Linked DNA regions of Mus musculus: regions 1 and 3 are each linked to region 2. A link is a loop called in an ENCODE intact Hi-C map of the cell type or tissue named here. Cell type or tissue: left cerebral cortex. All regions are shown on one strand.

Region 1 (8,000 bases), 760 kb before region 2:
GGCAAAACACTCATACATACAAATTAAGGTAAATACATCTTTTTAAATTGTCTGTTATAGATTCTAGAAAAAAATTATACATCTTCTGGTCACTCTTTTCAAATAGTTCTTAGGAATCTATCCAAATGTATCTGTTAATGTTGTTTAAATTAGATTTCAGCGTTTAAAACATTGCGAGGAGAATAATCACACCATAGAAAGGAGAGCCAGCACACATTCAACGCATAATATATTATGAAATATTTCCATTTGTAATAAGGAAACAACAAACCTGATGTAGCCAAATTAGTTAACAATGAATATAATGAGCCAGACCCTTCACTGTTTCTAAGGGCGTATTAATCCAGGTGGAACAAACAAGGCGAGATGATATAAACACTGTCTCCACTCTGCTTTACCCTCTTCACAAAAAGCCCCCAAGTCTGACCTTCAAATTCTGTCTGCATGACAGCAACATGATCTGTTGAAAAATGTCAAGCAACATTTCATTTCTGCTTAACCCAGAGCAAAACAATAGTTTATGTATCTGGTTGGTTGTTCATTTACTCACTAAAGGGATGGGCACTGGCGCTGTCCCAAACAAGAGGGGCTGATGTGGGAGAGCGAGGTTCCTGCTCACCGTTGAGCCTGTGCTTAGAAACAGGACAAACTAAGACAAGGCCAATGCCTTGCACTAAAATGTAGAAATATGCTCCATGCCAGACCCATGAGGTCTGACCCTTGACTCTGCTCTGTCATTCCCCAAACCTGTCCCTTCCTAAGAACATGCAAGTCCTCGTTCATTATTTTCCACTCCACTCTTTGAGGCAGGTGATCCTTTTTTTTCATTTATGTAGTGCTTGGATGAGCCATAATCTTAATGAAGTGGGTATTTGAAGGAAATCAGAAGAGTACAGAAGCTGATGGAGTGGATTTTAAGAGTAGCAGGTCATAACTCCAGCCAACTACACAGTAGGTTACAAACCGTTATAAGATTTACCAAAGGCGGAAAAGGGATAGGACTCACAACATCCCTCATGGCAGTATTTCCAATATTGATCTCACATTGTCTATAAACCTAGTCCCAAATTGTATTTCATAGTTCACTAGAACCATTCTCTGTTATTAACCACAATACTTAAGAATGCAAACACCTCCTGATATTTGGGATGTCATAAGTGAAAGTTATATTGGTCTAGCTCCTCGACCAGTATTAGAAGTCACCCAAGTAGAACTGTTCATATAAAGATTAAATCTTAAAAGTAACAGCAAAAATAACCTTGTCCTGACAGACTATAACTGGGTTTTGAAAGTACCAGTCATATGTAGCAAGACAATGTGGATGATCACCAAGGTAGTTAGCAGGTATGGTTGTGGGATATGTGTGTTTGTGGAGGTTAGTGCAGGCAAGGTTTGTTGTGTAATTAACACAGTGTTTGGTGAGTGGTCCCAGAATTGGCCAGTGTAATAGCTTGAATAGGCTTGGCCCAGGTAGTGGTACTATTAGGTGTGGCCTTGTTGAAGGAAGTGTGCCATTTGGGCATAGGCTTTAAGATCCTTACCCTAGCTTGCTGAAAGCCAGTCTTCTCCTGTTTGCCTTTGAAACAAGATGTAGAACTCTCAGCTCTTCCTTCACCATGCCTGCCTGGATACTACCATGTTCCTACCTTGATGATAATGGACTGAACCTCTGAACCTGTAAGCCAGCCCCAATTACATGTTGTCCTTATAAGATTTATCTTGGTCATGGTGTCTGTTCACAGCAGTAAAACCCTAATTAAGAGAGCCAGCTATATGTCTTGTGCGCGCCCTGACTCGACAGCAAGAACGACGCTGCAACAGGATCCTTCTGTACACGTTTATTGGGAGAGCTTGATTGCAGAGGCGAAGAGACCCCCAAGCCCAGAACTGGTGCTGCTTATATAGGCCTAGGAGAGGCGTGTCTCACACCTGGATTGGTTATGCATGGGTTATGCTTACCACCTCATTTGCATGCCTACATCTAATTGGTTAACTTGTCTCTCATCTGATTGGTTAATTTTGGTTAATTCTCAAAACCTCATCTTGGCAAAAAAACTTTGCTGCCTATGTATGTGTGGTGGCCAGCGGAAGCCAGCGCCACCCTGCAACAGCACATGTGGCTTCCCATATATATGGTGCTTGCATATAGAGCTTGAGGAGCATTCAGAGCAGGAAGCTGGTTCATACTCTTCTTCCCCGTGTGTCATTGGATGGCATGGACCCTGAAGCAGCGCAAGCTTGCCTACTAAGTATGATTTGCTATCCAACTATACTGTTTCTTCATTGAATATTATCACTGATATATAATAAAGGTTTTCTACTACGTTTCTGACACAAACTCCCACATGTGTTACCATTAAAGACATCTTTATGAAATTCCCTTAGTCAGAGAAATGACTAAATCAGCAAAGGCAGTTGCCACGAGACTGACTTCCTAAGTTAAATCTCTGGGACCCATAGAATGGAAGGAGAGAACAAACTCCCAAAAGTTTTGCTCTAATCTCCACATGAGCACCATGTCAGGTGCACTTCACATGCACACACAAACACACACGTACACAGGTGCGTGCACACACATACATGCACATGTATATACATACAACAAATAAATTAAAATGTACTTAAATTTTAAATGCTCTGTATCACATATAAACAGCACACCATAAAAGAAGGGTTTTCACTGATATTTCATATACTAGTCACTCCTTCTTTCCATATCCTGGGGTTTGGGAAAGTTATACAAGCAAGAGAAACAAAAAGAAAAACTAACACATTTAGAGTTAGGTAGCCTGACAGGATTCTCTCTGATAACTATGACCATTTTCCTAACAAAGTACAGTTGATTCTTTTTTTTTTTTTTTTTTGGCCTGGCACAGGGGGCCAGGGAACTGTCCCAGATTTGTAATGACAGCCTGAACAACACTAGCATAACAAAGACACAGAGCATCACTCTCTCTAGACTTATGCCATTTTGCTAATTTTTTTAATGTATGTTCTTCTTTTGTTCCATTTTACAAAGAACATAAAACTTTGAAAAACACTCACTTGTCACACACTGCCACGAGGCAAGGATTTTCCTGTCTGTGGAAAGAACAGACACACAGCTGACAATAGCACAAGCTAACTGGGAAGGGGTGTGAGGGACCACTGACATGAACAACTCTCAGAAAGGAAGTGTCTTAGGGTTTCTATTCCTGCACAAACAGCATGACCAAGAAACAAGTTGGGGAGGAAAGGGTTTATTCGGCTTACACTTCCATGCTGCTGTTCATCACCAAGGAAGTCAGCACTGGAACTCAAGCAGGTTAGGAAGCAGGAGCTGATGCAGAGGCCATGGAGGGATGTTCTTTACTGGCTTGCCTCTCCTGGCTTGCTCAGCCTGCTCTCTTATAGAACCCAAGACTACCAGCCCAGAGATGGTCCCACCCACAAGGGGCCTTTCCCCCTTGATCACTAATTGAGAAAATGCCTTAGAGTTGGATCTCATAGAGGCATTTCCTCAACTGAAGCTCCTTTCTCTGTGATAACCCCAGCTGTGTCAAGTTGACACAAAACTAGCCAGTACAGGAAGGGTAGCCATCCTCTACCATACTGCATGGAGACCTTCCATGTGAAAGGAAATGGAAAGACCTGGTGAGTCTGGAATGAGATGACTGGTCCACCTTACAATGACAGAGCTAAAGCAAGAGGTCCAGGAAATCAGTAGAGACTTGGGATCTAGAGATCTTGACTTAAAACTACAAGTCTGAATTGATCAACTGGACAATGATGGGCCTCATGTAGGAGATGGATAGAAACAGCACAGGTCTAGTTTCTGGGATGAAGCAAGGATGGCTTTCTCAGCAGGGGCTACACGGAAGGGAGGACAAGTCTAGGAACTGGAGGTTTTGTCCCTTCCTCCTGTCTCATGTTCTTGGTTCCAACACCACTGGTATCCATGTAGGCTTTTGGAGAGCATCGTATTAATCCTTGTCATAAACACAAGTTAAAACATGTTCCTCTCTTCCCTGTGGCGGTTACATGGTACTTTAACTCTTCCTTGCATATTTTTCATTTTTCATTTTCTCAGGGGTTCCCTATGACCCCTGCTACATTCCCTTGTTCATGTCTTCTTAGAACCACAGGCCCTTTCTGGAAGCAGCCTCAGCATTTCACACTTGGAGTTAGAATAAGATTTACAAGAATAGGACTGTGTGTGCTTTCAGTTTTACGCTTTGTACACAACACATAACTATAGAAGTATTCAATACGCTTTTGAGTAAACAGTGAGTGGATGAGTGGAAGGGGGTGAACATCAAGGAAAACTCATCTCTTATTAATGTGAGTTTGGCTTTGCCACTTAGGAAAACTTTCCCCCTGCTCAGCTTCCTCTACCAGTAATAGACCAAGGAGCAGTGGCCCTTTCCTGCCCTAGAGGAAGCTTGGCTGAGGGACAAAAGACGCGGGGAGCTGTCACTGGTTGCTGTCTTTGCTACCCAGAATGAATTGTGCCAGCATCAGGATGCCAGCTCTGATTAAATTCTTTTGATTCTGGGCTTCCCTCTGACAGAGATGAGGAAAGGGTGTTGGTTCATCCCACCACTGCAGAAAGGGAAAATAAACACAGTTTTCATTTATTAGAGACCAGTATAAGAAGCAGCCCTTCAGAACTCTCTGACATGGCCTCATTACAACATAACAACGTGTTGAGAAAGAGCCCATCACTCTTTCCTACTTCATTTGGCTCCCACCATGACCACACAGCTTTTCAAAAACCCCAGCGCTGTGTTTTCCAAAATCCACTTGGAACTCCATCACAGCCTCCCCTTCCCTCTCAGCAGCTCCAACCCTCAGCTTGAGAATTAAGGCATGAAACACATGGAAATACAATGTTCCAATCCATCTAATTAATGCATTAAGTCCCTCATTTACATAGTACAAATTTCCCTTTATGCTTTCAGTTGCTTGGCAATCGCTTGCCTCAAGAAAATATATTAGCAGCTAAAACGCTGCTTAACAATAAGAGAAATAACAAAGACATCAGCCATCTTTCAGGAAAGCATATTTCAGAAAGGAAAGGAAAGATCCATCATGGGAAGGGGCTTCAAATCTTTAAGGAGCTCAGGAACCAGTTTTAGAAATTGATGTGAGAAAGTGAGTAACGTGGCGTTCCTTATTCTGGCAGGCAGGAGGGACGTCGTTTAAGGTCTGTGGAGCAGATGCTGCCCTCAGATCTGCATAGCCGTTCCTCAAATATGCCTGCCCGATGAAGGCCATGCGGAGGGAAGCCAGGAGGTCAGTCAGCGTGCTTCCAGCATTAGTCCTAGGAAGGGTCTCACTGTCCCTCAAACCTGAGTACTCCAAAACCAAGGTAGACGGTGAACCAAATCGGTAACCAGAAAAAGTGCTATCAAGCCATACTGCATCACTGTAAATAGACAGATGGAGGGACAACTTTGATCCTAAATTAATCCCAGCTTGTGCCAGTGCACCACACACTCCTCCATTGCTGGGGAAGCCCCAGCTAAGTGGAGGCAAAACTACAGCCGTTAATATCTCTCCATGGGACTCTGCTTCCTCGGGATGAATCGAAAGGATGTACCAGAAGTACCCAGTCCAGGCAGAAGGGCAGTGTGAAGTTTCTGATTTGGAAATATAAGAAAACTTGTGAGGACCAAGCAGCAATTCCATCCTAACTCCTGAGAAGGCAAGTGAGTTCCTGCCAGGCTCAGAAAAATATATATATAGAAAGGGCATTTCAATTCCAGGCTGTAAAATGTTTCCTGAACACCTTGGAGTGCCACCTCAGCGGATCACTCACCCTCGTTCATGGCATCCCAGATCAAAATACATTTCAACAGTCTCTCTGCCAAACGATAATGTTCTCTGCACTGTCTAACAGTTGTGTGTAACACATCAAAATATCAAGAAAGGGCTTTAGATATAAAGTCCCTTTTCCAAGAGGAAGACAGGGGTATATGACCAAAATGCCTTACATATGCTCGCACGATTATCAATAAACAGATGATTTTCAGAAATTCATTTTGCTATTTATTAAATACTGAGAAACCTGAATGTTAACCACCACTTTTTTTTTTGAGATGAATTCACAATATTGAAACCATGACTTGATGAAGATCTCATGACATGACGGGCCGAGCATGATGGCTCAGCCTACAACCTCCACATTCACCAGAATGAAGCAGGAGAAGTCAGGACAGAATAAAATCAACCCAAGCTACAGAGTGGGGGTACAGGCTATAGGCTAGACACACACACACACACACACACACACACACAACACAACACCAAAACAAGAAATTCATAAAGTCAAAGTATATCCATATTCTCTCAATTCCAAACCGAAGCTCCAGAGGAGGAATACATTAGCACATCATATCAAATCATACTAAATGTAAACCACTTATCCTTGTGGGAGGAGATCAGATGCACAGTGTATAAAAGCCGTGCACAGCGGCCTGCTTTCCGACTGCATCTCTGTATTGGAATGGACATTTTCTCAGAATGTTACTCTTTAGCAATTGCTATATTTACAACTCCTGATAAAAATTAAAAACAAACAAGTGAATCTGAGACAGGAAAGTAAAAGAAGCTATGATGTCTCAATTGGTATATATATATATAATGCCAGGCCAAAATAAACAATTGTAACAAACTGGAAGAAATATCCATAGCCAGTTCCTGATTTGTTACCCCAGTTAGAAGATATCTCCTTCGAAGCCAATGTTCTGAGGCACTTTATAAATAGCCCTTTTTCTTCATGGGCTGGGTAGCATCTGCTGTCTAAGATGGCCTGGTTTTTTGGGACTGCTGTGAGGGACAGCTTCCAACTTCTAAACCCAGGCAGCAAGCTGTGTGAGGACATGTTTCCCAGGGAGGTTGACAGGTTGTGGTGGAAAGTTCCCAGGCGCTAATTTCAGAGTCATCTCCACTCTTTTTCTGAATCTTCATATCTGTGCAGGTGCCAAGCACTCTCTGGGGAGAATGTGAGCTACTTTTCTCTTTCATGTGACCAAATATCTGACAAGGAACGATATAAAATCAGGTTCATTTTGTCCCATGGTTTGAAGACACGGTACATCTTGGAAGGGAAGGTTAGGTAGGTGGAGGCAGCTGGCCTGCAGCTGTGGCACTGAAGCTGCCACATCTGGGTGGATGAGGCAACCGGGGTAGGACAGGAAGTGGGGCTAGACTATAAAATCTTAAAATTTACCCACTCTGACCTACTTGCGCCAGCTGGACCACAACCCCTAACAGTAACACAACCTCCCAAAACAGTGCCACCAACTAAGGACAAAACATTCAGACACATGACCTGTGACAGCCATGCCACACTGAAACTGGCGGGATGTCTGTATTGCTGGCTTTTTTCTATAATAACCATAGGTGCCAGGGTGTCTTTAAATTTCTTCTACAGCACTGAAAGTGGTCCCCTAAGGAGCATCCATTTTAACTTACCATCTCTTCTACATTGCTGATACACATAGCTCTGACTTTGCCAGGCCTTGGTTAAAATTTAACAGACTGGACAGGGAAGGTGTCACCGCCCCATTGCTGGAACCTATGCTATAGCCTGAGCCCTCCTGGCCCTCCTATTCATCCAAAGGCAAGCCTCATGCTTGCCAGTCTAAACTCCTAGTGTGGGGAAGGCAACACTCTTCCTTCTTCATTACTGCTCTATTGCAGGCCCCAAATAGCTTCACATGCCCAGACCCATCTTCTCTTTGAAGGCCAAGAACAACGCTCCTGCCTCCACCTAACTACAGTAGTCTGTCCATTTATCCAGATTGCTGTCCATTCTGTGGTCTTATAAAGCTTCACATAGTGCCTGTTAATATGGCACCGTAGGTCCAAGGCCACAACCTCATGAGAAGATGACTCAGCAATACAAAGCACTGGCTGCGCTTCCCAAGAACCCAGGTTCTATTCCCAGCATCCCCATGACTGCTCACAGCATCTCTACCTCCAGTGTCAGGATCCAGTTCCCTCTTCTGGCCTCC
Region 2 (8,000 bases):
CAGGAGACAAGAACACTTGAGGACAGACCCAGGACAGTCCCAGGACAGACCCCAGGACAGATCCCAGGTGCATCTTTGTGGGGAGCGGGTGTGGCGGTAGTCCCAAAGGCGCCAGGGACTGCAGCTAAGTCATATGACTTGCACCTGACTTCCTCATATAAGACACAAACATCTTGAGTGCTGCGCAGGTGTACCAGGACACAGGTGAATCCAATTTGGTGGAGATTTGCCCCTGCTGCCCTGATTAGCTGAAGCCTCGTGACTGGCGAGGGGGCGTGGCCTGCGGTGAGAGAGAGTATAAAAGGAGTGAGAGGCCCAGGGTTCGGGGGAGATATAAACAAGGGAGATATAAAAACAAGGGAGATATAAACAAGGGAAATATAGAGAAAGAAGAAACAGGACTGAATAAACGTGTGCAGAAGGATCCTGTAGCAGCGTCGTTCTTCCTGGCCAGTTGAGCGCGCGCAACACATCTTGGCCATAGAAAAGCCTGATTAGAAAAACCAATCAGATCCAGACATTTCCATAGGGCAGGGTTGCTGAAGTTGGTAAATATGGGCAAAGAGTTACATCTGAGCTTTGGAGAGGCACTAAATAATTTTTTTTTCATGTAAATAAGTCTCACTTAGTGTGTGTGTGTGTGTGTGTGTGTGTATGTGTTAGCCTTCAGATTTAATGGGTCACCTATATTTCACCTGTCAGGAGTAAATGTAACATTTTTTGATTTAGACTTAAACTTGAGTATCTGTAGTTAGGGGTATCTAGTAGGGTCTTTGTGAGATGTTCAAGTTGATCAACATCAGTATGGGTCTTAAAGCACACTAGAACCAAAGAAATAGAATGAATGCCACATGAGAACCAGACCTCTAAAGAAACTCCTCAAAATGCCCAGCGTTGGCCCTGTTAGTTTGCTTATTTAAAAAGCAGTTTTCTGGGTCATTAGAAACATGCGTTTCTAAGAAAAGGGCTTAGATGTGTCTATTTTTAGCCCGTTGCTCAAAGTCATTGGGGTGTACAGAAATGGTTTAGCATTGCTGACACAGGTGAGCCAGCATCATCAGCCCATGTTAGCCAGGCCACATGGAACACACTGCTCAATTCCCAGAGCTGTGGGTTACGAAGAACTTAGTGAGTGAGCTATATGGCCTTGGCAAAGCCAGGGGGTAGGCTATGACACCATAGACACAGAGAGCCACGACTGTTTAGCCTGGAGAAGGTTCAAGACGACTTGGCTTCATTCTTTGCATACTTCTGCAGAGGAATGCTGGTGTATTTTTCTATCCGGTGCCCAGATGTTAAAATCTTGACCAATGAAAATGAAGATGAACAAATTTGGGCTTAGGACAAGGGTGCATGGGCCAGCCATCCTACCATCTGGCGAGAGTCAGCCTCTTTGGGAGACATCTCCAGCTTCAGGCTTGCTTATTTAGGAAATGGAAGATGAGGGCTTGCGCAGGCCTCCTTGGCTGCGCGTCTCTCAGAGTCTGGCCTGAAGGTCAAGTTTTTGAGTCACAGCCAGACACTTCCTACGGCCCCGGCCCATAAACCCCTGTGAGGGTTGAGAACTAGTGTGTGCTCCCTGAGATCAGTGGAAATAATTACAGCCTGGGGACACGAAAAACAGAACAAGCCCACACAGGCATCCTCTGGATTCTGACCAGCAGAGAAAATGTTGACAGTGACTTTCAAAAGCCGACACAGCCACCAGGTGATCATCACCCAAGGTCCTTTGTTCAGGGAAACAGGAAGTCTTCATCTGGGGTGAGACCTTGCTGAAAGATGCCAAGTGTTTTGGAGTAGGGGCCAGAAATCCTGCTTGTTGGACAGTTTGAGTTTGTGTAGCTCTTAGAGACTGCATGACCCTTATTTAGTTTTAATTTCTTCCCTTTAAAAGTAAATAGGCATTACCAGAATGACAACACAACATTTCTTTGAAGAACATGAGTTCTTATTCTGCTTTGATTGGGAATATTTGAAAATGCTGGCTTCGTGTTGTCCCTCAGTTCAAACCAACATACAACCCCAAAGACACATTTAAAGCCAAAAGTGCCATCCTTTTTTTTTTTTAAAAGAAGGACAAGACTTTTAAATCCTTAGAGTTCATGTCGACTTCAGCGGGAGAGGTAGCTACTCAGAAACTCGTTTTTTCCCCCCTCCTTTTCATAATACAATGAATTTTTAAAAAGCAAGCCCACTCATTACTGAAATTACCCCAGTCCTACTCACCGAAGTCAATTTGATTGACTGCAGTTACATAAGGCACAGCTGCCTTTGTTTCACGACACCCTCCCGGTGCTCAAGGTGCTCACGTTAGTCCTTGCCCTTTACCCTTAGATTCGCTCTCCTTGGAAGAGTCCGAACCAAGGAAAAATCCGGAGCAGTAAGAAGTGAGACTCATAAACAAGGACAGAAGCAGAGGCACGAAAAGTCAGGGGTGGGGGTGGGGACAGTGACTTGCAGTTGTGATTTGTGAAGGGGAAGGTCATGGGAGAGCTGAGTATGGAAGACAAGGCAGGCCCTCATAAACGTCCCTTGCCCATTGCAAGAGACAGGGGAATCAAGGGCTGTGCCCTAAGAAAGAATGTTTTCCTAACCCAGCATCTCCGTTAAAGTTCATAGGAGAACCTGAGGTCCAAGGGTGAACCTGAAGCCTTGCTTGCATTTATGTTTCCTTCAGCCCTGGGTGATCAGGCAGAAGGTTTCCACGATGTCAGATGTACAGCGAAAACCCGGACAGAGAAGGCCATAGGGAAAGAATGCTGCTGTGGGAGGGAACAGGGTCAGCTTCCCGCGGGGATGCGGACACAAAGCCCAAGGTGCTATACTCCTGTTGGCTGCTGACTGCAGGCCTGGCTGACATCAGGCCCTGATGATGCCTGTTAACACTGAGCAAAAGCGCCCTGTGCTTTTTCAGAATACAGCCCCAGCCCTTTCTGCTGCTTGGTGGGTTGATGCTAAATTAAACCAAGAGCTAGGAGGGGAAGTCAATTTCTATTTCTGGCTGCTTTAGACAATATGGAGTCCTGGGTGGGAAGGTTCACAACAGAGTGGATTTTCCAGGAAGTGCTGAGGTCTTCCTGCGTTTTGACGCCAGAATGTTGGCAAAAGCTTTCACGGTAGGACTTTTTTTTTTTTTTTTTTTTTTTTGTGCCTACTAAAGCAAGCTTTAGCTTTTAAGTAAGCAGAAATTTCCCTGGGATCTACTGCCCTCTGCTGGCGATGGCAGATACTTCCCTTCTCTTTCATCAGCTGCAAAGGATAGAATGAAAAACGAGTTAATTTAATAAATAACCCTCATGGGCAATGAAGAAGTCACATGTGAATTCCCTTAAATATAAGCTTACTGAGTTTATAATAAATGAATAATAAGTAAATAAATAAAATTAATTAATTAATTAGACTTTTTAGCTCCTCCTTGGCAAACTCCTCAAAACATGTACAACAGCAACCCCAAATTCTCACCACCCCTCTAAAATTTTAGGGATTTATTATATATAATAAACTGATCAAAGGATTCTAGTCAGCTATTTATAAACCTCCCCACAACCTCCTAAAACATAGCAGGGGGGTTATTTTAGATAAACTCTGGCTGTCCTGAATTTATGCTTTAATGAGCTCCCAGGTGGACAGTTTCATAAATCCACCGTCATGTGTCCAGCACCTCCTTGGTTAGTTAATATATACTGAAGACTAAACCATTCAAACTCCCTAAACAATAGATTCCATCAGTGCTCCTCCCTGGGCAGAAACTGCTACAGTCAAACAAAACAGGAGAAACCAGGGATGACCCCAGAGCATCTTCAAAGCCCAGCAAAACTTCCCCGCGGTTTTTGAGTCAAACTTGATAGTCCATGGAATAGCTCACCTGCCGCCAGAGACTTGTTTACTGCACTCTGATATGATCAAACAAATGCTCAGAAACTGGGGTAGATCCACACTTAGAGAAACAAACCTGTAGTGAAACTCAGCTGCAGAACCCGGATGAGAATTAATTGTCTCAAAAACCCTCAGCCCGTGGCTCCACCAGCCCAACAAGGCTGTGTCTTTATTAGTAATCAGAAGGAATTTGGTACATTGAACACTTTATCACAAGCCATGCTCACGGGTGAATTCTAATTAAAGCAGTTTTATGGCTTAAGAGACAGCCCAAACTTAAAAACATTTTTAAGAAAGGGAAGCTGCTACAAAGCCAGAAGACTGTGAGCTGATCTGTTTGTTTAACCCAGGTGGGCTCTAGAGTCAGTTACGTTCTCTTGTTTATAATTATTTGGGGGTTTGGAGGAGCCTCGAGTGGCTTTTTCCTCTCTCCTTTAAATTAAAGAGCAGCGTGCAGGCTGCTCCATTCGGTTCTGCTTGGGTAAGCCTCTACAGTGAATTGGGGTGTCCCATCACTTCCTGGAGGAACAGTTGGCTGCTGAGAGCAGGTTTATTTAAAGCAAGAAATTTCTTTAAATAAGTCTTTGGTCACGCTGTGGAGGGGGTTGCAAATGCAGCCTGACTGAGACTACCCATGCATGGGGGAGCCTGTAAAGGAATCTCTGCTTGTCTAACCATGTAAGTCCTAAGGAAGGCTTTATTTTAAATTCGAGACTTTATGTTCATTTTATTATACACAGTCTTAATTTGCGCCTCAAAAGAGGGGGCTCCAGGGCGGACATAAAATTAACTTCTCTTTCAGTGTGCTAACCTTTTGGTTTTAATTTATTCACTTGTCAATCTTATGAATGCCTGGTGAACTCAGGCTATTGATTTCCGTGGCCAATGCTATTTTTCCTGTTTATTATAATATATTGTCCCATTGTTACCAGCGCTTGCACTCAGCTAGATTTCCCACACAGTGGACAGGAAACCGTTCCATGGCATCAGACTTCCTTAGATTGATTTTCCAGAGGCTGGGAGGGACCTGCCCACTCCTAGCTCTTTGTGCTGGGACAGCCCAAGGGCCCCAGCAGGCCTCCTTGGACACTTCCTCCCAGGCCCCAGAGTGGGGGTGGCCTGTCGCCCCTCCCGAGACAGTCCCCGCAGCCCTGGGAAACGCTCCTTATCAGTGCCAAGGTTATGTCATTTCTTTTTACATACGATGTTTATTGTTTTTAGAGCCAGCACTGTGGGAATGTTCTTTTCAAGCGCGACAATAGGGCAGCCACAGAGGCAAACTGGTGAATCCCCAGCCCGGAGTTGCGGGCCGTCCATGCAGCTGGGTAGGGTGGCTCTGCGCAGGCTCCTGATTAATTGATTCAAAGATTTAGCACCAGTCTTTAACCGGGATCTTGCCTGTGGGTTGCTTAAAACACCAAGAACGCTTTTAAGGTGGTCCAGGAAATGAATCTGTTCCTTGCTCCGCCTCCCTTCCCCCACTCTAACTCCTTCCGCTCTGCCCTCCTCTCCCTCCTCCACATCTTCTCTCCTCAGTTCCCGGCTTTCCCTCTCTTCCTCTCTCCCTCCCTCCTCTCAACACTGCTGTTACTATTTTTTTTTCCTAAATACCCCCAAGCTTTGAAGGCAAGCATCAGCACGCAACCCATGATTTGGGATTTAAGAGACACCTGCCCTACATATAGGCTCCCAGTTTGAAATAATTTGAAACTCAACAAATTGCCTGAGACAACACATGTGGGGTTTTCATATTTTAGAAAAGTAGGTCGCTACAATTATTGACTTGCTCGAGTATGCACTATCAAACTAAAAATCATTATAATTTTTCTTATCATAAATTTGCTTTCTTAGGAATAGTTTACTGTGAAAATTTACCCATACCATGTAGTAGATAATATTATTTTTAAAAACTGGGTGCTATGCTTTGGAAGGAGTTATTAATTTACAGCCTGAAATCACGTATCCCCCACCCCCACCCCCCTAGGAATTCATTATCAATTAGAGAATCTCCTCCAGGAGGCGGGCAGATGAAAGAGTTCCAACCACAGGCTCAGTCCACCGAGGCGCTGGTGTGTGAAAGGCACTTTGGAGTCTCCTGGTTCCTCTGATTGAAGTGCAGGGGTTTGCGGGGATGGGAGGAAGAGAGAGCATTTGTTCTAAGGACTCCATCAAGGAGAACCCAGCTTGGGCATCTGAGAATACATCCTGAGGCCAGGGACGTAGCTTCTGCTGAAGGTTGCAGTTGCCCAGCAAGAATCCTTGCTATTGACAGAGACCCAGGGAGATTCAGGTTCAGATCAGTTGAAAATATAGATCCCACTTGTTTACCTCCGCAGGGGTGGCACTCACGGGGGTGGGGGGGCACTCACAACTTTTGCTGAGTTTCTGTGAACCATCTTGGAGGTTTAAACTGTCTAGAACCGGTGGGATCTCAGACAGGCTTTCAGATCTGTATACATTAGAGAACCTTGAGTTGCTCTTTGACTCGCTTGGAAACGGGTGGTATTTGAGACCCACTTTTGTCTTGGGAAGAAGCCACCAAATAGATGGTTTCCCTCTTAGGGGAGCAGGCATTTCCTTCTTAGTGAATACATACGGTGGATTCAGTTTGACTTGACCAGGTTCTAGGGGATGTGCAGGTAAGTTCTGCTTCACAGCAAAATGGAAATATTCATAGACAAGACACTAATTCTGTCTCCCAGAAGGGGCTGCGAGCTACCTCAGAGTTGCTTTGAATCATAGCAGAAGCAGGCAGACCATGGAGAAGGCCAGAGAACAGGTCATTTGTCTCTAAGGGGCATTTCCTGGTGTTGTCTGTATCCTTCTTTTCTTTTTAAAGACATGGTTGTAAAGATTTACCTTTGTTTACCCTTGCATTCCTCTGTCTGTGTGTGTGTGTGTGAAAATGTACCCCATGTATGTGCAGGTGCCTACTGAGGTCAGAGAAGGTATTAGATCTCCTTGGAGGTGCAGTTAGTTGGATTCTGATAATGGATGCTGGGAACACAATACTGATTCTCTTAATGAGAAGCTGAAAAACCAGCCTGCCTCTCTCTTAGGCTTAGAAGCCATCCTACAGTAACAACAAGCTAAGCTTATCCCTGTTTGTGCTTGTTATGCTATACCTCTGTTTCTCAAGGATTGGGCTATGCCACACCTATGACCTTACCTACAATGTTCTGTATTGCCTGTCCCAGGAATGGAAATCGAAATCATGGGATTTTTTTGTTTGTTTTGTTTTGTTTTCTTTGTTTCAAAAAGCTGTTTATAACCATCTTCCAACCCTACCTTGTTTTCAAAAGGTTGTGTGACAACCTGTGACTATCTTGTTATGACTCGGTGTTGTTATGACTGCCTTGTTATGCCCACCTTGCAACCGTGTCTGTTTCCGGAGGGAGTAACTTGTTATATGTATGTTCCGCTGCTGTAACCCCATCTGTTTTGCCCACCAAATCACATTTGGAGGCCCCCTCCCCCTGAGCTATAAAAAACCCTTGTCTTTCTCACATCCAATGCTGACCCCTCAAACCCTGTCTTACGGGCAGGCAGCCCATGTTCATGATAAAAAAAAATTTACCTTAATTAATTTGGCCATGATGACTTGGGTCAGTGGTCCCTCTCCTCCAAGCTTTGGGATTAACACAGAAAGTGCTCTTAACTGCTGAGCCACCTCTGCAGCTTCCTTGCTATTCCCTTACCCAGTGGTTTTACAGTTATATAAGCCCTAAGTATCAGCTAGGCTGGCATACATCTATAATCACAGGACTTGGGAGGGGGAGGCAAGGCCATCCTTGGCTACATAGTCAGTTTGAGGACAGCCTGAGCTACCTGAGACGCTCAAAAAGGGGGACCAATATTAACAGATACACAGATTAAATGAACAGGACCCAGAGATTTTTTTTTGTTTACAGTTTTCATAGACGAGCCCCCAAGAGATCCCCAGCCGAAGCTACAAAGGGTGTCACACTTGATCCATTCTGCTCTTCATGGATGATTTATAGGACTTATACAATGGAGGGAGGAAGTCTTCAAACAAGGGAATTCACCTACTGCTCTGGGGACTTTTTCCAAGCTCCTCTCCATACCATGTTTTGCTAAAGAATAGAGGAAGCCCACATCCCAGA
Region 3 (8,000 bases), 180 kb after region 2:
GTCATGTTGTAAAAGTCAAATTCTATTTAAGAATTAGTGATCCTGAGTTCTTGATGTGAAAGTTGGAGAACAATGTGACAAATCCCAAATACCTAGTAAGCAAAATTTAAAAAGCAATGTCTAATAATGTCTTTAGAAAACTAATTTCGATCTATCATTTAGAACTAAAGTGTAAATCCTGACAGCATTTGAGTGAGAAAGATCAGGGAGAAAGCATGTAGTGTAATTGTCAGCGGGCAAATGTGATTTAGTATCCGTAATTATTAATATGTCAAAGTGGGCTTGAGTTTTCTTGAGCCTAGTTAATGAGAAAACCTTCATACACTTGATCTTAGCCAAAAGGCTGAGAAGTGATGAGAAACGATGAGAAAACCTTTCTTTTAGGCTTTTTGTTTGTTTGTTTGTTTGTTTGTTTGTTTAATTAAGCATTAGTCAGGTATTTTTCTGAAGAATATCTTGTTAGAAATCATAAACTGGGCCTTTGTCACCACAGAAGATTCTATAAGACTGCACACACACACACACACACACACACACACACACACAAACACATACCTGCACATTCTTATACATACTCACATACCCTCACACCCACACAAATATACACAGAAACACAAACACCTCTGCCTATACATACACACATACAAACACAAATACACCTGCACACACTCACACACACTTATACACATGTATCCACACATATACTTGCAGTCAAACATCATGCAAATATATACTCACACGTGCACACAAATGCACACACAGCCTAGAGATAAAACAATTGACTGTCTAGTGAAGTATTTGGATGAGCGTAAAGTTAAAGAGAAAACAGGCACATTAATTGAAGAACTACATCATTATTTACAGAACACTGACATTTCTTGACTCTGCTTCCATAGAATGATCACAGCCATCACCATCAGCCCAGGGACCTCCAGTGTCATTGTCCTTAAACAAGCAGGAATGCTAAAGACAAACAGTGAAAACCAGGAAATGTCACCGCCCAGTCACTTTATTCTACCACCATAAAGAAACTGGCCAGACCTGAAATGTCTAGTTAGGCCAGGATACCGCACTTGACCTGCCAGCTCTGACCCCTTAGGAGTAAACAAAGAACAGTTAGAGCTATTTCAGTGCAGCTGTGGCCTGAAGCAGCTACAGGAGCAATCACAAGCTCACAGGGACAGCAGGGTCAACCACAGCCTGCACGGCAGCCCCTCAAAACATCCATAGTGCCTCACTTGGTCCGTTCCGTTCAACTCTTTGAATTTCAACTTGATCTGATTTCCAAAGTTCTTACACAGCTCATGTGCACAGTTATGTCCTGACCTGGTTTGGCTCATATGCCATGATGTCAAGCCCAGAGAACAGTCACCCAGCTTGTGTGACATGCCCCAGTGCCCACCTCACCGTCGCTTCTCACTCAGCACAGCAGCTAAGGTCTCTGGTTTGAAAGCCAACAAGGTGTCTTTATGCTAAGTAACATGACCGGATGCTGTAGGTTGAACATCAATACTTGTTGGTTTTTCCAGACTAATTCCTACCTGCCACCTCTTAAACTTTCCTTTTGTGTGAGTGGCTTTTATATATTTTTAAGCAGCCTGAACAGGACCAAGCTTAAGTTGACATAGAGTGAAGAGCACGGTTGGGGGCTCGAGAGAATCTTGCTCTGAGATGGAGTTGTTATAGTTTAGAGAGTTCTGCTACTTTGCCTGCAACCTTAGGAAACCCACTCTGTCTCCTCATTTGACACAGATTCCACAGGGTGCGGTTATCAGTGAGCCCCAAAGGCATCAGAAGGGTTATTTTATCTAAAATTATTCTTTCCTACACTGTTGGAGTTACTATGGTAATTATGGCGAAAATTATCATAGTATTATTTAGTATACTGCATATATATGTATATAACTTTTATTATATCCAATGGACTTTTTCACATGTCAACTTGGTCTTAAATCTCACAAAGCCCCATCTGATCAGTATGGTCATTATCTCCACTGATAAATGAAGCCATGCTTGTCACACACCATGTGAGTATCCTGCTTCTTGGCCCTGCATGGTGAGTCGCTAATCTTATGCAATTTTGATGCCGCCATGCAATCATCTCCTTGGTGCAGCTAATGCTCAGCACTGCGTTAAGTCCAAAGTCACAGATGAGACTAGAGACACAAAGGCCATGGCCAGAAACTGCCTGATGCTATCCCTAGTTGTATCAAAAGGTGAGACAGGATGTTTGCCATGAGCAGGGTGCTCTGATGGTCTTATATATGCTACAATCTCTAGGAGTTGAATAGCATTTGGTTGCACTTCCCCCTAAGGCACTTGTTATTTCTCAGTGGTGTTCTATAGAACTGCACAGACAGAGAGGGAAGAGATAAATATCCCGTGCTGAACCTCAATGAATCAATCAAAATACTGACATGGATCAAAGTCAGTTCTTTCTATGTCTCCTTCAACTGTGCTAATGAATGAAGCAAATCAAACAGTTTTATTTACTAACGACTAAAAGTTCAGGCCAGTAAGCACATTAATATCTGTTCTTTATTTCTCTACAGTTCAACCAATTGCTATAGAATGCAGTGGGACCACCTTCCAGGTTAGATGTATTGCTTGGGGCTACCAATATTCACAACACATCGATCCTCAGTCCCTTAGACAGATGATGTGTGACCTGCAACAATTCACCGAGAGCCTGTCCTAGATGCTGGTCTGAGCCGAGTAAAATGGAGCTGATGAGAGGTCTCCAGAGCTGAACGCTGGAAGATGCATAGGCCCTGGCCGGGAAGAGGAACAGCTTGTCAAGCCCTGTGTGGAATAGGAGTGGTGGGATGAGGACTGTGTCAACCCTACTCTGATGTATGAAATGAGACAACAGACCTATGTAGGAAAGTGGCAGGATTTGTGGTGATAGACAGGGACTTTGCTGTTCAGTATCCACTGTTAGAAGGCAGCCACACTTTCGAGAGAATCTGAATTCAGCAGACTGTTCAGAGAGTAAAGTCATTCCTTCAGACATGCACAGCTCTATGTCACCACACTGTAATTCGGGACAGTATGAAGTCCTTGGAGGTTAATGGGCACAGTGCCCGTTGTGTAGATGTACCACATTTTCTTTATCCACTCTTCAGTTGAGAGATGTCAAGTCGTTTCCAGGAGATGCCCTTAGGTGAAAGGGGTGACACTGGAGACTGTGATCAACAGGCGGAGGCTGAGCAAATATCTTCAAATGGATGGCATGTTTGGAGAACTCTGCTTTATTGCCAGTGCTAGCCCTACTTGAATCGGATTCAGCAGGACCAGCTGCAGAAGCTGGGTAGGAGCTACAGAAGCAGGTATCAGGTAAATACAGATTGGGGACTGCAGTCAACACCACTGCACGTGGGTGGAAGTCTCTATGAAAACTTCCCCTGAGATTGAGACAAAGCTCAGCTTAGCAGTCCAGGACAGACAAACAGCTGCTAAAGTTCAACGAGGAAATCTCCCAAGTCATTTGCTAGGTCGGGATGTGATAACACGTACTCCCAGGGTACCGTCCCCACAGCGTCCCCATCCTGGGTGTTCCATTTAGCTGTGCTGAATCTGTAACTCCTATTCAGGAGATCATAGAGTGCCCAGGCCAATATTTCTCATTTGTGTACCTATTGAACTTACCCCTCCCTGAAAGAAAACCCTAAATTTACCTCTTATTTTAAGCAGCTTTCATCGTCGCGCTAGGCAACCTAGAAGGTCCCAAGCCCACGGGACCTGGATTGCGAGTGCTCTACATCATGGAGACCGCACATAAACATCGCCGAGTTAAAACGCAATGTATCACATGGAACTTGGAAAGCTACCTTGTCTTTTTTTATATATTGTGTGTGCTAACTCATTCAGTCTATAAAGATGAAATCTAAAAACCCAAAGAAACAAGCATCTCTGAGCATATAAGACTCATTTTACATGTAATTAGAGCTAACAATTTCTTTCATTTATAAAACATACTCTGATGACCTTTGAGGTTGGTGGCGGGATAGGACATTAGCTTATAATTACGGTTTGATTTGCAAGGAAATGTTGAAATAACTTCCTGTGGAACTCAAGAGCAGATTTGAAGCGGTGAAGCACCACTGCCCCCTGCTGTTGCACATTGTCATAATCGTCAAGAGATTTAAGAGAAAATCACTTTGCAAGCTAGAAGTGAACACTTTCCGTTCAGGATTGTGAAAATCTAATTTTTTAAAATCTCTTCACATACTTAAAATTTTTAATTATGTTTTAATAGTTTAAAATGCAGATATAAATCGCCAATTCAGAAACTCTTGAGACAGTCGTGATGGCTGCTAACATCTTGCACTCACAGAACATTTTAAAAGAACAATTAGTGTGACCTGTCATTCACTCAAATTATCCCCAGGAAGAGGGGAGTCATCACCCTTCATCTGCTCAGCTTCTTAGGTCTGCTGCTGTCACCCCTAAATGCTTTCTCAGTACAAGACATAGACATTTAATTTGCATGCTTTTACAGGCCAGTGGGTGTTTCTTTATTCCACAGCACCAGCAAGACAGTTCCTAAATTGCACAAACAAACGATGGGCCGTTTTGGAGTGAAACTGGTCTCCATACAGACAGAGCAAAATAATGAGACATTTGCCAGGTCTCCACCATCACATCCTATTACAACGGAAAACTGCAGTCAAAACCTGAGAATGGGCCCCCATTTCTACTTAATTATGATTTATGACCCAACCAAGTATCGATGCCTGCTCCAAACACTAGCTTATTTCTTATTCTTTTGTATCTAGAAAGGCAATTGCATCTGTTCTCGGCTTAAGGGTTAGAGCAGAAAGATTGCCTTCAACCTGGTTTGTGTCTGTCACTGCACAAGAAAACACCCAGATGGGGACTATTTGCTTTAGATATCCAGACTGTATTTGTGAGAGTTTTGTTTACGTTTATCTTTTTTCTTCTGTGTTCTGGCAGCCACATTTTCAGGGTCTGCAACCATTCCTGCAGAGGGACGTCCATTTCACTAATAAGATCCACTCGGATGCTGCAGTAAACTCATGTCAAAGCTTTGTAGCTTTGTCCTATTAACTGCTCACGAAAAACCTGATTGCCTTTCACATGCCTTTTATAAAGCAAAAGAATGTTGTCCTGTTGCAGAGCGGTCTGTTTTGGTACTAATGGCCAGAGTGTAGGGGGAACTCACCTGCCACACTGTTGCCGCTTCGTATCCTCTGTCACCTTTGCAGAATGGCCTTCCCCGCAGCAGAGTGTCCGTTAAATCAGTCAGGAACCCTACAGTAGAGCTGATGCTGCAGAGGAATAAAAGAGCTGAGATCTGGGTCTCAAACTCCCTGTTCTAGTTTGCTTTCTGTTGCCGAAAAGGCGCCATGACCAAAAGTAACCTGAGGAGGAGGAAACGGTTTATTCCATTGTATAGTTTTTATTCAGTCAGTAATCAGGGGACACCAAGGCAAGGACCTGGAATCAGGAGCTGAGGCAAAGACCATGGAGGAACTGTGTTTACAAGCTTGTGTTCCCTGACTTTCTCAGCCGCACCTCCTTAGGAACGGCACACCCACAGTTGTCTAGGTTCTCCTATATCAATTAGAAATTAAGAAAATGCCTCCCAGACTTGGCCACAGATCTGGGCACTTCTTCAGGTGAGATTCCATCTTTTTCTGTGACCCTAGGTTGTGGTTGACAGCTGAAGCTATGACACCTCCCATAAAAAGAGAAAAATTAATTTAAGCTTGAGATAAGCCCTGGTGAAGAAATGAAGGGAGTTCTTGCTAGAGGGAATGACAGACATTTCAGCTTGAGGCTGTGGCTGTGCCAATGAACCCTTCACATCTCAGATGTGCTGATTGGCAGACACACTTGTACTATGTATTCCACAAAGAAAACATGTGGCCAATTAAACCATGACCCCATGATTTCCTTCAATTAGAATCTTTATACTCATCAGAAGCGATTATTCTAGATATATTTAGATGCAGCTTTTAAAATCAGGTGTCACCTTTAGGTGAATGTGCAGAAGAAAATGTAAGCCAAATAAATTAACTAAAGTAATTACAAAACTTTCTTTTTCCTGTTTAGAGTTCAGTGGGGAGTGTGGAACAAGAGGAAGCTAAAAGACCCGGCCGAGAGCATAAAGAAAAGGCCTGGCTTATAGGAGAAATAGAACAATGATTTCGGCAGCGTGCAGCCAAGAGCCGCATTGTAAAGAATCTTGGCAATGTGGATGGGAATAACTCAGAAGAGAATGAAGAGGCAGGCCTGATCCCTGGGCAGCTGGCATGCTGTATTCGTTTATTCTCACCTTTAGTTCATTAGAAGCAACACTGGGAAGAAGAAATGTAGGAGAGAAAGGTTTAGTTTTATCTTACGGTTTTCATTCCTGGTGTCAGAAGTGTTCCTCCCAGGAGGCAAGAGCATTGTGATAGACACCTTACTTACAGATTCAAAAGGAGCAGGAGAACTCGAGAACAGTGTAGCACTCAGTGGCCTGACCACAGAACTAACCCGTGAGAGCTAGAGTGCACCCCAAAAAGGTTCCAAGCCTTCGAAATAGTGCCACAAGCCAGAGATTCAGTGTTCTAAACATGAGCCTGTATGGCTAGTCCGATGGCAATCATCACACTCTGCCCCCGGCCCTCAAAGGCCATCACACAATACACAGTGAATTTGGTTGAATTTCGAAAGTCCCTGAAGCTTTAATAGTTTCAAAACTTGAAAAAAAAGTGTGTGTGTGTGTGTTTACTGTGACGCAAGACACCCTCTAAGCTGTGAGTGTGCATAAAGATGAAAAGAGAGTTATATTCAGTGTGCACACTAAACATGTCCATCCCTATATGGAGAAACAGAGTCACAACAAGAGAGACTGAACCAAACTAAGATTAAAACCCAGCCGGGCAAACAAATTCTTGCAGCTTACCTCACATGGTGAAAGTCCAACAGACTTAGTTCACACTACAACCCTGAAATATGCGGCCCTCACGGCATCACCTTGACCTAGGTGCAGTAGGGTGCCTATAGGCTGCTTCAGCAGACATCACAAATTCCTAAGATCTTCACCTACAGACTGGTGTCTTGGAAAGTGGAAAGTTTTCTTCCTAATTCTGGAAGCTGGAAATCCAAGATAAAGACGTTGTTAGTCTCTGAGGCCTTCCCCTCTGGTGTGAGGGTTAGCTTTCCTTTCACTGAGGTTTTGTGGGTTTCTCTTTGTATCTCCTGATCAGGAGAGCAGCTGCATTGAAATAAACCCAGTCTGTATGACTTCACAGCTCCGTCTTTAAGATACAGTGTTAAATATCTTCACGTTCTGAGATAACAGGAGTTTGGATGTAGGTGCCATCCCATGTAGCCCCATGTTAACTGGCTTTCACTCTTGCCACATAAATCTTTTCACAAAGTTGCTCAAACCCTATCACCTCTGGAGCTGTAGTTGGAAGGAATTCTAGTGGCATCAGTGTGAACTTTCCAGCCACACCTGATGCTTAACTTTTCAGACGTGAGAAACCATGGTGCCTGCAAGACCCCAGCATTTGGAGCTCCATAGCCTCTGCTCCTTGGAGAGATGACTCGGGTGTAATCAAAGCAGCTCTATCACTTGTGAATAGGAACGTTGTAAGAGTTTATTCTCTTGTGCTCTGATGATGTGTGAGCGTGCAGACACAGTTTCTCACCATCTCTGGCTTTGGAGAACAGTCCCTGGATGTTAGCAGTCCACAGGCTTCGCCACATCACTTACGATGGCTTCCCAGGAATCGGCATCCACTCCCAAGTGGCTCAGCAGTCTATAAACTGTCTCCCTTTTAATCTCTCTCAACTGTTCATCTTCTGAGCTCATTTCTTTGTAACTTGATCTGATTATCTCAAAATTTCCTTGGTGATAGCAATAGTTTGGCATAAATGTCATGTTTCTATTCAGCAAGGTCAGTGTTTAGAATCTTAAAACTACCTAGCTATCTTCAAACCTCCATAACTCTTTTGGACTCACCCGGATCTGTCCTTAGCTC

Evidence for each region. A loop is a pair of places that touch in the nucleus more often than their neighbours do. Peaks named below come from ENCODE experiments on the same cell type or tissue, not always from the same donor. Only the 100,000 strongest peaks of a DNase experiment are listed, where the experiment ranks them.
Region 1: it touches region 2 in a loop (2.6-fold over the local background); 4 of 42 quality-filtered maps call a loop at or near these places.
Region 3: it touches region 2 in a loop (5-fold over the local background); 15 of 42 quality-filtered maps call a loop at or near these places.

The regions. Positions count from the first base shown.
Region 1 is chr8:8,226,973-8,234,972 of GRCm38, forward strand. No RefSeq gene overlaps it. Among named protein-coding and RNA genes, the nearest start is that of Gm31401, 150 kb to the left of the region's middle. In left cerebral cortex, no CTCF peak of the experiment used is centred here; DNase peaks (open chromatin) are centred at 4,509, 4,739, 5,239, 5,402 and 3 more places; H3K27ac peaks cover 2,990 bases.
Region 2 is chr8:8,989,755-8,997,754 of GRCm38, forward strand. No RefSeq gene overlaps it. Among named protein-coding and RNA genes, the nearest start is that of 4933430N04Rik, 140 kb to the right of the region's middle. In left cerebral cortex, a CTCF peak has its summit at 3,227 (motif pointing left); DNase peaks (open chromatin) are centred at 3,120, 3,848, 3,948, 4,452 and 1 more place; H3K4me3 peaks cover 804 bases; H3K27ac peaks cover 2,297 bases.
Region 3 is chr8:9,170,964-9,178,963 of GRCm38, forward strand. It overlaps Gm39128 (a long non-coding RNA gene), which reads left to right. Exons shown (of 3, transcript XR_870129.3): 2 at 2,553-3,336; 3 at 3,694-3,811. Among named protein-coding and RNA genes, the nearest start is that of Gm39128, 7.4 kb to the left of the region's middle. In left cerebral cortex, a CTCF peak has its summit at 4,103 (motif pointing left); DNase peaks (open chromatin) are centred at 3,497 and 4,092; H3K4me3 peaks cover 255 bases.